2 separate regions of the Mus musculus genome follow, and region 2 is linked to region 1. Evidence: chromatin loops called from intact Hi-C (ENCODE). Cell type or tissue: left cerebral cortex. All regions are shown on one strand. Links, peaks and the distances in the headings refer to the core of each region. The heading gives the core; the rest is flanking DNA.

Evidence for each region. Hi-C counts contacts between places; a loop is a spot of excess contacts. Peaks named below come from ENCODE experiments on the same cell type or tissue, not always from the same donor. Only the 100,000 strongest peaks of a DNase experiment are listed, where the experiment ranks them.
Region 2: it touches region 1 in a loop (2.8-fold over the local background); 5 of 42 quality-filtered maps call a loop at or near these places.

The regions. Positions count from the first base shown.
Region 1 is chr11:31,768,241-31,773,615 of GRCm38, forward strand. No RefSeq gene overlaps it. Among named protein-coding and RNA genes, the nearest start is that of Gm39674, 20 kb to the left of the region's middle. In left cerebral cortex, for the core only: a CTCF peak has its summit at 4,981 (motif pointing right); DNase peaks (open chromatin) are centred at 2,322, 2,899, 3,413 and 3,987; H3K27ac peaks cover 3,457 bases.
Region 2 is chr11:31,711,019-31,716,393 of GRCm38, forward strand. Gm39673 (a long non-coding RNA gene) reads right to left here and starts at 4,409. Exons shown (of 4, transcript XR_872338.2): 1 at 2,205-4,409; 2 at 501-1,472. In left cerebral cortex, for the core only: a CTCF peak has its summit at 2,779; DNase peaks (open chromatin) are centred at 2,382, 2,724 and 2,907; H3K27ac peaks cover 3,109 bases.

The sequences.
Region 1 (5,375 bases), core at 184-5,183:
CAGGGACTAGCAGACACTTCATCTTCTATCTGAACCCTGGCTCTGTTAGTTTCTCCATTGGGCATGCTCAAAGAGTGGCCATTAGTCAGTGAGAACTGCAAACGATGGGCACATCTGCTGCTGCTACCAAGGCAACCGAGTGTGGGCATCAAAGCACTTGGAGCTCTTTAGTGTTCTCCCACTGTGAATCTGCGGTTGTGTGTGTGAATCTGTGGTCATGTGTGTGGATGTGTCTGTGCATGTGTATGCATATGTGTGTGTGTTTATGTGTGTGCATGTGTATTCATGTGTGTGTGTTATACATATACCAGTGCCTATCTACGAATGCCAGAGGAGGATACCAAATGTCCTGGTCTGTCACTGCTGCCTTCTTCCTTTGAGCCAGGGATCTATACCTGAAACCAGAGTTAGGCTGACAACTGGCACCCCTCTGATTCTCCTTTCTCAGCCCCACACCGTGCTGCTGTTATAGGCACACAGCCACATTCACAGCCACGCCAAGTTTTCTTGCTTTTCACTTAGGTATTGGGATCTGAACTGAGGTCCTCATATTTGTGGATCCAATGCTCTTCTTAACCACAGAGGCATCAACCAGCTACTTGGTCTCATTTTGTAGGGGTGACATTCTAGGATCTAGAACCGAGACCTTGCATCCACATGGTCAGGTTTGGGATTCCAATGGACAGGGTCTGTGACAACTGCTACCAAGGAAATCGTGTGACTCCATCTTTCATACGTGCTACTCACAATATTTTAGGGTTTTGAGTGTTTCAGAACCCAAAGTTAGTTTGTGACCTCCAAATCTGTCATTTCCCTGAATTTGACCATGACTATTTTTTCCCCCAGGCAGGGTTTCTGTGTGTAGCCTCTGCTGTCCTGGAACTCACTCTGTGGACCAGGCTGGCCTCAAACTCAAAGAGATCCACCTGCCTCTGCCTCTTGAGTGCTGGAATTAAAGGTGTGTGCCACCACTGCCAGGCTTGACTATGACATTAAAGAAGAATTCTGAAGTCTCCAGCAGAACTTGCCTCTGTCCAATCAATCTACCACCCCCTGCCCAGCACCCTTCCAGTCCTGACCCCATTGCACTAAGCAATCCCCCAAACAGACGGCACCCCTCCAGCACACAGAAACCTCCTCAGCTTGTACAGTTGGACACTGCACCAAACTCTGGGGTGGGACACAGTTGGTTTCTACCTGCATTTCTTCCTCTTTTGTGTTGATATTCTGTTTCTTCTGGGAAATATGGCAGGTTGGAATGTTTTTTTCTAGTTCTCCAGTCTCTTATACTGGATAATGTGTTCAAACCACTCAATGTCCCATTGTCTCGACATCAATGGATTTATCTCTCATGACGCTGACATGGAGTTCATCATGGTCACCTGTGCAGCTTTCATTTCTGATGGGTATTTTGGTTTGGATTTCCTTTTTTTCTGATGGTGCTGGGGAATGAACTCAGGACGTTGCATGGACTAGGCAGACTAAGCTACAGCCCCAGCTGTATGGCTTCTTGTTGTTGTCATTTTTAAACTGACATTTACTGAGGGATATGGGGGGGGGGATGGGGATGGGAGGGGAGGGATGGTTCATCTGTGGAGGACAGAGTGGAGGACTAACTTGCAGGAGTCAATTCTTCCTTTCAACATGTCAGTCCCAAGGATGGAACTCACACCATCAGGGTTAGCAGCAAGCACCTTACCCAGTGGGTCACCCCATCGGCCTTGGTTTAGATCTTTCACATCCCCTCAAACCTCCTGTGTTGATGAGTTACTATCCAGCTGCTGGGCTATTGGGAAGTTGTGGGACTCTTAGGAGGTGAGACCTAGAGAATTTAAGACATTGGGGACAAGCCCTTTGGGGGGAATATTGCGATGTTGCCCCCCCTCTGTGTGTGTGTGTGTGTGTGTGTGTGTGTGTGTGTGTGTGTGTGTGTGTGTGTATGTTTTCTTCCTATCTTTCCTGAGGTACCTTGTCATCTTCTTCCATGTACCCTTGTCATCGTGATGTACTGGGCTGTCTCCCATGGGCCCTGGATGATAAGACCAAGCCACCCTGGGTTGTAGCTTCTGAAACCATGAGATAAAATGGAGTTTTCTCTTTTCAGGGTGGTTTTTTTTGGGGGGGGTGGCACTTGTCACAGAGATGGAAAGCTGAGTGGCACCATGAGGAAACACATTTGTTGTTCAAGCCAGAGAGAGCATGTGAAAGAGACCCACCCACATTTGACCTCATCCTGGAGCCCAGCCCAGTCCGTTTGGCTGGTGTAAGCATAAGAAATACAAACCCCTGCCAGCATAAACCTCTGAACCTAGAGCAGATGCCACCACTCAGTCCAGCCTGGTCCATTCCAGGCCTAGGCCCCTCCACACTGCTGTCCTGCTGGACTCTGACATTTCCTTTCTGTGCTCAGTGCCTGGTAAGCTAACAGCTGGCTACAGAGTTTCTCTGTGGCTAGTCTCAGATGCCCCGCCGCCTCTGCTGCCTCCCTCAGCTCAATTCCCAGTTTCCAGGAATAAATCTTTCATTAATTTGTCTTAAAATCCCACACTTTCCATTCCAAACCCTGGATGCACATGGATGAGCCTAATCCCTGAACAGACAAAATGAGGATTATAGTGTTGCAAGGCTGTTGTGAGGGAAATTAAATCACGGGGCATGGCTGGCCTGGCTGTGAGTTCCTGAGATCTGCGGAGAAGCTAGCTTTCCTGGCTGATCACATTACTGCTGACATTGAATGCAGAGGCAGACACACATAGAAGCACCCAGCAATGCCTGCAGATCGAAAGGCCCCGTGTTTATGCTTTCTTCCTTTGACATTTTGATACAGCAGAGTACAGCACCCAGTGCCATGGTGACAGCGACAGTCTCTATAAAAGTCTCCAGCCTGCTTTCAGCACACCTACGGATGCAGTGGGAGGTGGCACAGATCTGGACCAATAGAGAGAAGGCATGTTTAGCCTTGGCCTGGTTACAAAGAACATTTATTTTTCCTCTTTGAAATGGACCTTCCTGTCCCGATTCAGCACAGACCAGTGTTGTGCTAATGTGGGTCAATTTCCCATCAGCTCCTCGAAAGAGTGTTTTTCCAGTCTCTCCTGGGGCAAAGGAGAATCACAAACCAGATAAGGCCAGTCTCCACGTTCCACAAGGCCCACAGAGGGGACAGCACTTCAGGGGTGGGGGAACTCAAAACAAGTAATTCTTTAGATACTTCACCCGAGGCAGCATGGCTCTTGAAACCCTATGCCCGCTTTGTGCTGGCCCTTTTCTTTGTGAGCCTTGCCCCAGAAAGGCTGAGTAAAGGCCCTTGAAAGACACCACCAGTGAATCTGTCTGTGCCTTTAAGAGGGTCCTTGAGGAGGGACAGTTAGAGAATCAAGAAGCTGACAGCCAGATGGCACTCAACAGGATGACATGAATTAGGCAGAGACAGCCAGCCTGTGGGCCACCTGTCTTGTTGCCTCTGGCCAATAGCTACTGGTGGACTGGACTGTCTGACCTACAGGTCTCACTGTCACGGCAGTGAGAAACTGACTAAAGTCCTGAACTGAGACTCAGAGGCACCAGAACTAAAGCCTATGGAGTGAGGTGGCCTCATTTTGTACCTGTAGACCTGGCCAGCCTGTCTTGTCACCTCCCTTTGAGGCAGACCAGAGCTCTGGAGGTTGTGAATATCCAATTCATATGAACACATGACATATGCTAGTTTGTGTTTGACAACTTAACACAAACTAGAGACATAGGAGAAGAGGGGCTGCCAATTGAGGAGCTGCCTACATCAGATTGGCATGTGGGCACGTCTGCGGGGATTTTCCTGATTACTGATTGGTGTGAAAAGGCCCTGCCCACTGTGGGTGGTGCCGCACCTAGGCAGGTGGTCCTGGGTGTAGGATAGCAGGCTAAACAAACCATGGAAAAAAAGCCATTAGCCAGCATTCTTCTGTGGTCTCTGCTTGAGTTCCTGCCTTCAGGCTCTACCGCTAAGTTCTGCCCCTGACTGTAAGCTTCAAGGCTGGAGAGATGACTCAGAACTGACTACTCCTGCAGAGGACCCTGGGAAATTTCCAGCACCCACATGACAGTTCATAACCGTCTGTAGCTCCAGTCCCAGTGGATCCAATGCTCTCTTCTGACCTCCATGGGAGCCAGGCATGCACATGATGCACCCAGACATGAATAATAATAAATAATAAAATCATAAATAAACAAACAAATAATAATTATTTTAAGAGTTGAAATAAACCCCTCTCTCACAAGTTGGTTTTGGTGTCTGTCACAGCTGCAGAAACCAAACTAAGAGACATAATAATGTTTTTTTTTTTGTTTTGTTTTGCTTTTTGAGCACTGGGAATTTAAGCCAGTGCTTCATTGAACCCAGGGCATCATGCATGCACGCAGGCTCTCTACCACTGAGCTACAGTACCAGCCTATACTTTTTTTATTTAACTCAAAAGGTACAAAGTACATGTTTAGGGAAGCTAAGGTCCTGGGAATTTGAAGATAAAATTCCTGAATCCTAAACACAGTTGTAAGGATTTGCTTCCTACTCCAGAGTCCTGTCAGTTTCCAGATGACAGTGGCATAAGCCACACAAAGATTCAGACAAGGATCCGCACTTCTATTCTATGAGAGGACTCTTGATGTGGACAGTCAGGGACTAAAGCGGTGGCTTTCTGGTCATCTACTGTCTTGATGTCCCACTATGATTGGGAAAAGTCTTCCAACATGAATGCCATCTCATGGTTAAAAGATGCTGCAGCTCCAGCCCACAGGTCCACGTTCCAAGCCCCAGGAAGGAAAACCGCACAACGGGGTGCCTCTCAGAGGAGTCAGCACTTAGAAAAGCATTTACTAGAAATTTCTCCCGATAACGTCCATTCACATTTTTTAAAAAAGGTTTGTTTTGGCTTTTAGTGTATGTTTGCTTGCGTGTATGTCTGCCTGTGCACCGTGTACATGGCTAATGAGTGCCCATGGAGGCCAGAAGAGGGCATCTGGTACCTTGGGACTGGAGTTACAGGTGGTTGTGAGTGGCTGTGTGAGTGCTGGGAACCAAGGTCCTCTACAAGAGCAGCCAGTGCTCTCAACTGCTGTGTCATCTCTCCAGCCCCTGCCCCCAAACACATGCAGTTACATTTTATTAAGAACCTCCTCCACCAAGGAAGATTAGGCAATTATTGAGCAGACCGATACCCCCAATAATGTGAAGGTCATGTCATTTCTGGCATAGCCAGTGTCCCATTCCTTTGATTTGCTACCATAGGGAACAGGATCTTGGAGGTAAAGGAAGAATACATCAGGAAATGTGGAGGCTGGAGAGGGCTGAGCCTGAGGGTGTAGATGTGTTTAGTCCCTGTTCTGTTAAGTGTATTACC
Region 2 (5,375 bases), core at 127-5,126, 57 kb before region 1:
CAGGTGGATTTCTGAGTTCGAGGCCAGCCTGGTCTACAGAGTGAGTTCCAGGACAGCCAGGGCTATACAGAGAAACCCTGTCTCAGAGAAGAAGAAGAAGAAGAAGAAGAAGAAGAAGAAGAAGAAGAAGAAGAAGAAGAAGAAGAAGAAGAAGAAGAAGAAGAAGAAGAAGAAGAGGAGGAGGAGGAGGAGGAGGAGGAGGAGGAGGAGGAGGAGGAGGAGGAGGAGGAGGAGGAGGAGGAGGAGGAGGAGGAGGAGGAGGAGGAGGAGGAGGAGGAGGAGGAGGAGGAGGAGGAGGAAGAGGAGGAGGAGGAGGAGGAGGAGGAAGAGGAGGAGGAGGAGGAGGAGGAGGAAGAGGAGGAAGAAGAAGAAGAAGAAGAAGAAGAAGAAGAAGAAGAAGAAGAAGAAGAAGAAGAAGAAGAAGAAGAAGAAGAAGAAGAAGAAAGGAGTGCCCAAGTCAATAACCCAAGCTCTCCCATCCCCAGCAGCCCTGCTGGAACCTGGGTCTCACGCTCTCCTTGCATTGAGTGCTGTTTCAGTGGTCAACATCATCCCAGAAGCTCTGAAAGACTCGCGGTGGAGGGACACTTCACCCACAGGTATCTTTCTGGTACCTAACACAGGTTGGCACAGAGTGGGATACAGCAAGCATTAAAAATGAATGACAAATTGTAAAACAGTAGTTTCTTTGCCTTCTCTTCTCCCCCATCTTTCTTCCCTGTTTTCATTTGACCTGGATCCCAATAGAAGGGCTGGTCTTTATGTTAGTTAGCTGAGTTACCTGAGCTCCCTGGTAGAATGAAGGTAGTACCCAGAACCCGGACAAGAAGTAGAATTACTAAGACAGACCTGAGGTTCCCTCAGACTACATGGCGTGCTTAATGTCTACCAAATAGCAAGCACTGTTTCTGGAGCAACTGGGGATAGTCTGGGCCCCAGTAGCTCTCACATTGAGCCCAGTGACTTGCCCTCAGAAAACAAGCAATAATGATAAAAAAAAAGTGTTTGTTTGTTTCCAGAGTAGCTACATTAGGGAGAGAGATGGGGTGTCAAGTGCCCCCCTCCCCTGAAGTCCATCTTTGGGGTCTTGAGATGAAGTTTTAGTTTAAACAAAGAGCAGAGCGTGAATAACTGAGGAGCCCTGGGGAAGGTCGGGTCCAGCCATCCCTGAGCCATCCTTGTCTCTGCTCCATCCTGCCTGCTACTTGGCCGTCTGACAGCTTGTCAACACTGAGTGAAATGTCCTTCTGGGGACTAGAGCCCCCTCAGCCTTTTCCTTTTCCAAGCCTGAGGCTCCTAGGGCACTTTTAATTTCTTGGAATCCACTATTTCAGTATTCTGAGAGCTGGATATGGGGGCTTCTACGTCCTTTGAGCCTCCTCATTCCAGCTGTGGTGGGTTTCCAGTTCGTCTGCATCTGCCTCTGCCCGTCATCACTTTCCTCAACTCCGGACTTTTGAGAAAAGATTCATCTTAAAAAAGGAAAAAAGAAAAACAAGAATGTCAAGGCTCGTTTTTACTTTATATCATTTAAAGATCTCATTCCTCATCCCAAGCCCCCAGATGAGGCCTGCTGGTTTCTTTCTATTCTGCCATAGTGGCCAAGTCTTCGAACTTGTTTATTGCTGTTGAGTTTGAGATGTTAGCAGACAGTGTCCTTTTGCCAGATGTACTCTTAAAATTGTCAAAGAGCTAAGAAATCCTTATAGATGGATGCATGACAGCTTTCCCCGCCCCTTGCCCCCCCCCCCCCCGAGCCTAAACACCTACTGTGGCCTGAGACCTGTGATCCTTGTCCTCTGGGCTAAGCCCTACCATATTTTCCGAAGCTGAGGCTGAGATTGAGGCACCAATATGAGAAAAAGAGGCAGCAAGCAGCTTTGCCCCCTCCACCCCTCCATGCTCCTTTCTCTAAGAAATTGCTCTCTTCAAGCAAGAGAAACACAAGCTCCCTGAGAGTGGACGGGTCTACGCAAAGAGGTCTGTCTGCAGGAGAGGGTAGCTCACTGAGAAGCTAAGAGGCCTGTCTGCAGGGGAGGGTAGCTCACTGAGAAGCTAAGAGGTCTGTCTGCAGGAGAGGGTAGCTCATTGTGAAGCTGCATTTGTCTGAGTGAGACAAAGAAAACTTTTTTTTTTAAAACTGGGACACAGGAAAGAGGTTAAGACAAGCTCATTGCTTAGAAATGAGAACAATAGGAGTCCACCTGACCCTGGCATGGCCATCAGCGTCCACTCCTGGGCGTCCGAGCTTGGCACAATTATCCTGCAGATCATGATGATTCCAGGGGACAGCGTTTTCTGGTTTTGCCTGTGACTTCCATTTTCTCGTTGCTGACAGAGCTGTCTTTGTTGCTCTTCCTCTTCTGAACGACAGCTTCTGGGACTGGCTTATGAAAAACTGGCCTCCCACAAAGGCTGACGGTCAAATGCAGCAGCCAGCTCATCTTAGCTGCTTCCGTGAGAACTTCTCCTACAACTCATGTGGCTTTTCTTTTTTCTTATTCTTTTTTTTTTCCTTTCAATTTTCTTTTTTTTGCCTTGGAAATGGGCTTCATGGCTATGGTAGGCAATTAAATTTCCAAGCTGGAGAATGCCCATGTCCTCTGCCAGGAACTGCTAGAGCAAGCAAGCCAGGCCACGGGCTTTGAATACTTGGCACGGAAGTGGGGCCTCTGATACACACAGTCTCTCCCAGGATGGGCTTCCCAGAGGAGTGTGTTTGTCTTTGTTCTGAAAAGGAAAGTCCAATCCCATCCCAGCACTAGCTACACCACAATCCCAGAGCTAGGTGGCACCTCCTTTCCAAAGCTGGGCAATTGCCTGGTTCGCTAAGTGTCACCGTTGGCACGGTGCCATGGAGGGTTGGCTTCCAGCATGCAGGTCAGTTCTCAGGCCTGCCACTCAGCTCTCCTCAGTGGCCCCAGCCTTTGGAAAACTGCTATCTCTCAGAAGAAAGGAGAGCCCTGTGTTCCTGACCCAGCCTTCTCAAGCTGCTGACTGAATCACGGGGTTTGGGGCTAGCATCTAATTTCCAGAGCTGCTGTGAGCAAAATGCTAACACTTGTTCCAGAAGCAGGCTGGTGCCCTGGCTGTAATTCTAGACTGGGGGCCACTAGAGAGGAATCCAGGCTTGGTAGATTATACGTGCACGAGGCAGGGCAGTGGCCTGAGCCTTCCTGCAAGGGAAGGGACGTGTGTGGATGAGAAGGTCCTGAGAACTCATAGGTGCTTGGATAAAAAGTGGGACCAACTAATATGAAAGGAAAACGCTGGAGGGCTTCTCTGAGGAGTGACCTTCTAGGCAAGCCCTCCTGGGACAAGGGGCCTGTGGCTCCTTTAGGAATGGCACGGAAACTGGAAGGGGCTAGTGAGGGGTGGCAGTAGAGATGAAGTAGGAGCAACAGTGTTAGTCTGAACATTCTGTGATAGCTTTAGAGCTAGGAGAAGGACTAAGCTGGCTTGTTTGAAGGTCTCTGGTTTCTTGGTAGGGAGATGATTGGAGGAGGTGGGACTGTTTGTGGAAAGCTGCTTCAGGCCCTCGCTGTATCTTTGACAGACAGAAGGCATGGTCCATGAAAGAATCTGGGCTTCCTTCTCTAAGACTTCCTTCTCTGCTACACCAGAGGCACTCTGGACACTAGGACAGGACAGTAGAGATCACCTGGAGCGGTCATTTATAAGGATGGAGATGTCTGTCCTGCCCTGAGGATCTCTGTTGCAGCCTGGAGAATACTCTCCTTCTTGGGGACACTTGCATAGTTTACAGGCAGCAATACCAGACCCCTCAGCAGCCACTCTTACCAGGGCCTGCAGTAATCTGTGTTAACTGTGTAGTCTGAGTTCCTCTTACAGGATAGAATTTACTAATGTGTTATGCAGAAGAAAAAAACATTTCTCCATTAACACCAGCCACTCCGGTATACCAATAAGCACATTAAGAAAAGCGTAAAATTCTTCAAGCTGGTCTAAAGCAGCAATAAGAGAACTATGTATGTATGTGGGAAACGGAGGAGAAATGGCTCTCGAGCCCTTGCCTATTCTGAACATGGAGAGTCAGCTGTGAGGGACTGACAAACATATCCAAGCAGAGTTTGCTAGGCAGGTCTCAGAAAGCGCCTTGTTCTGTGTCAGAGATCTCATTCCTTGCGTGCTAACAGCCTGGTAGTGACCAGCCAGTGACATCAGAGAATGGTGTACAGTCGAGCAAACCCCTCTGCAGTGTCCATTTAGGGGGTGAAAGGTCACATGAGTGCTTACAACAGGGTATGGTATATTAGGCAAAAAGCACGTGCCTGGCTTCATGGATGCCCAGGACAGCAGACTAATTGTCTATATAAATCATCACTGATGAATTTAAAACACCTCAGGGGGCTGGAGGATGGCTCTGTGGTTAAGAGAACAGCAACCACACGGGGGCTCACCTCTGTCTGTGACTCCAATTCCAGAGGATCCAATGGCTTCATCTGACCTCTATGAGCACTCTGTGTATATGGTACCCAGACATACATGAGGACGAAACATTCGTACAAAAACAAACAAACAAACAAAACAATGACAACAACAACAAAAACCAAAGCATGTCAGATACTTGCACACAACCTGTTTCACGGAATTCCAGAGTGAGCATCAACTTCTTGAGCTCCGTACCCATGGAGTCGGCCGAGTGTCGAGTGAACATACTTAGGAAAACCCAGTTAAACAAACTTAAGATACAAGATACAACATATGCCTATAAAGACACCCACAGATTCGTTCCTCTAGGTAACAGACACATGCGTTATGAAAGAGGCTATACACCTATTGTTTTTCTGGTTTTAACTATGTCATTGATTTTTCAATGTGATGGACCAGTGCATAAAAATATAACTGATAATGAAAGTGTAAAACTCCATGTGATGCTCTAGAATGGCTGCTCTAACTATAGCTGTTCATTGAGATGGATGGACTTTGAAGAGAGAGAGAGAGAGAGAGAGAGAGAGAGAGAGAGAGAGAGAGAGAGAGATTGAACATAGAATGTCACAGTCATAGGTGAATAGGGGACTTAACTGCTGCCCAGTCAAGGGCTCTGTGTCTATGTGAATTGTGAACAACCAACAGTAGGGAAGTCCAGGCCATGGAAAGAATGCTGTTGTATTGGGAATACCTGCTGGGACCTTGGCAGGAAACAACGTCACACAAGATTCTGTAGAAGAGCTCTGGACTTCAGGTATAGATTTAGAAAATGAAGAGAACAGTGCAGTTTGAGGTGGCTCAATAAACCAGGCAGTTTATTGTGGTGCTAGTTAAGTTTTGAGTTATAATAGCCAGCTCCTAACCTCTCATGAGGTGGCAGGACATTCCACACCACGTGATTTAGTCTGGGACAGCCTGAGTGA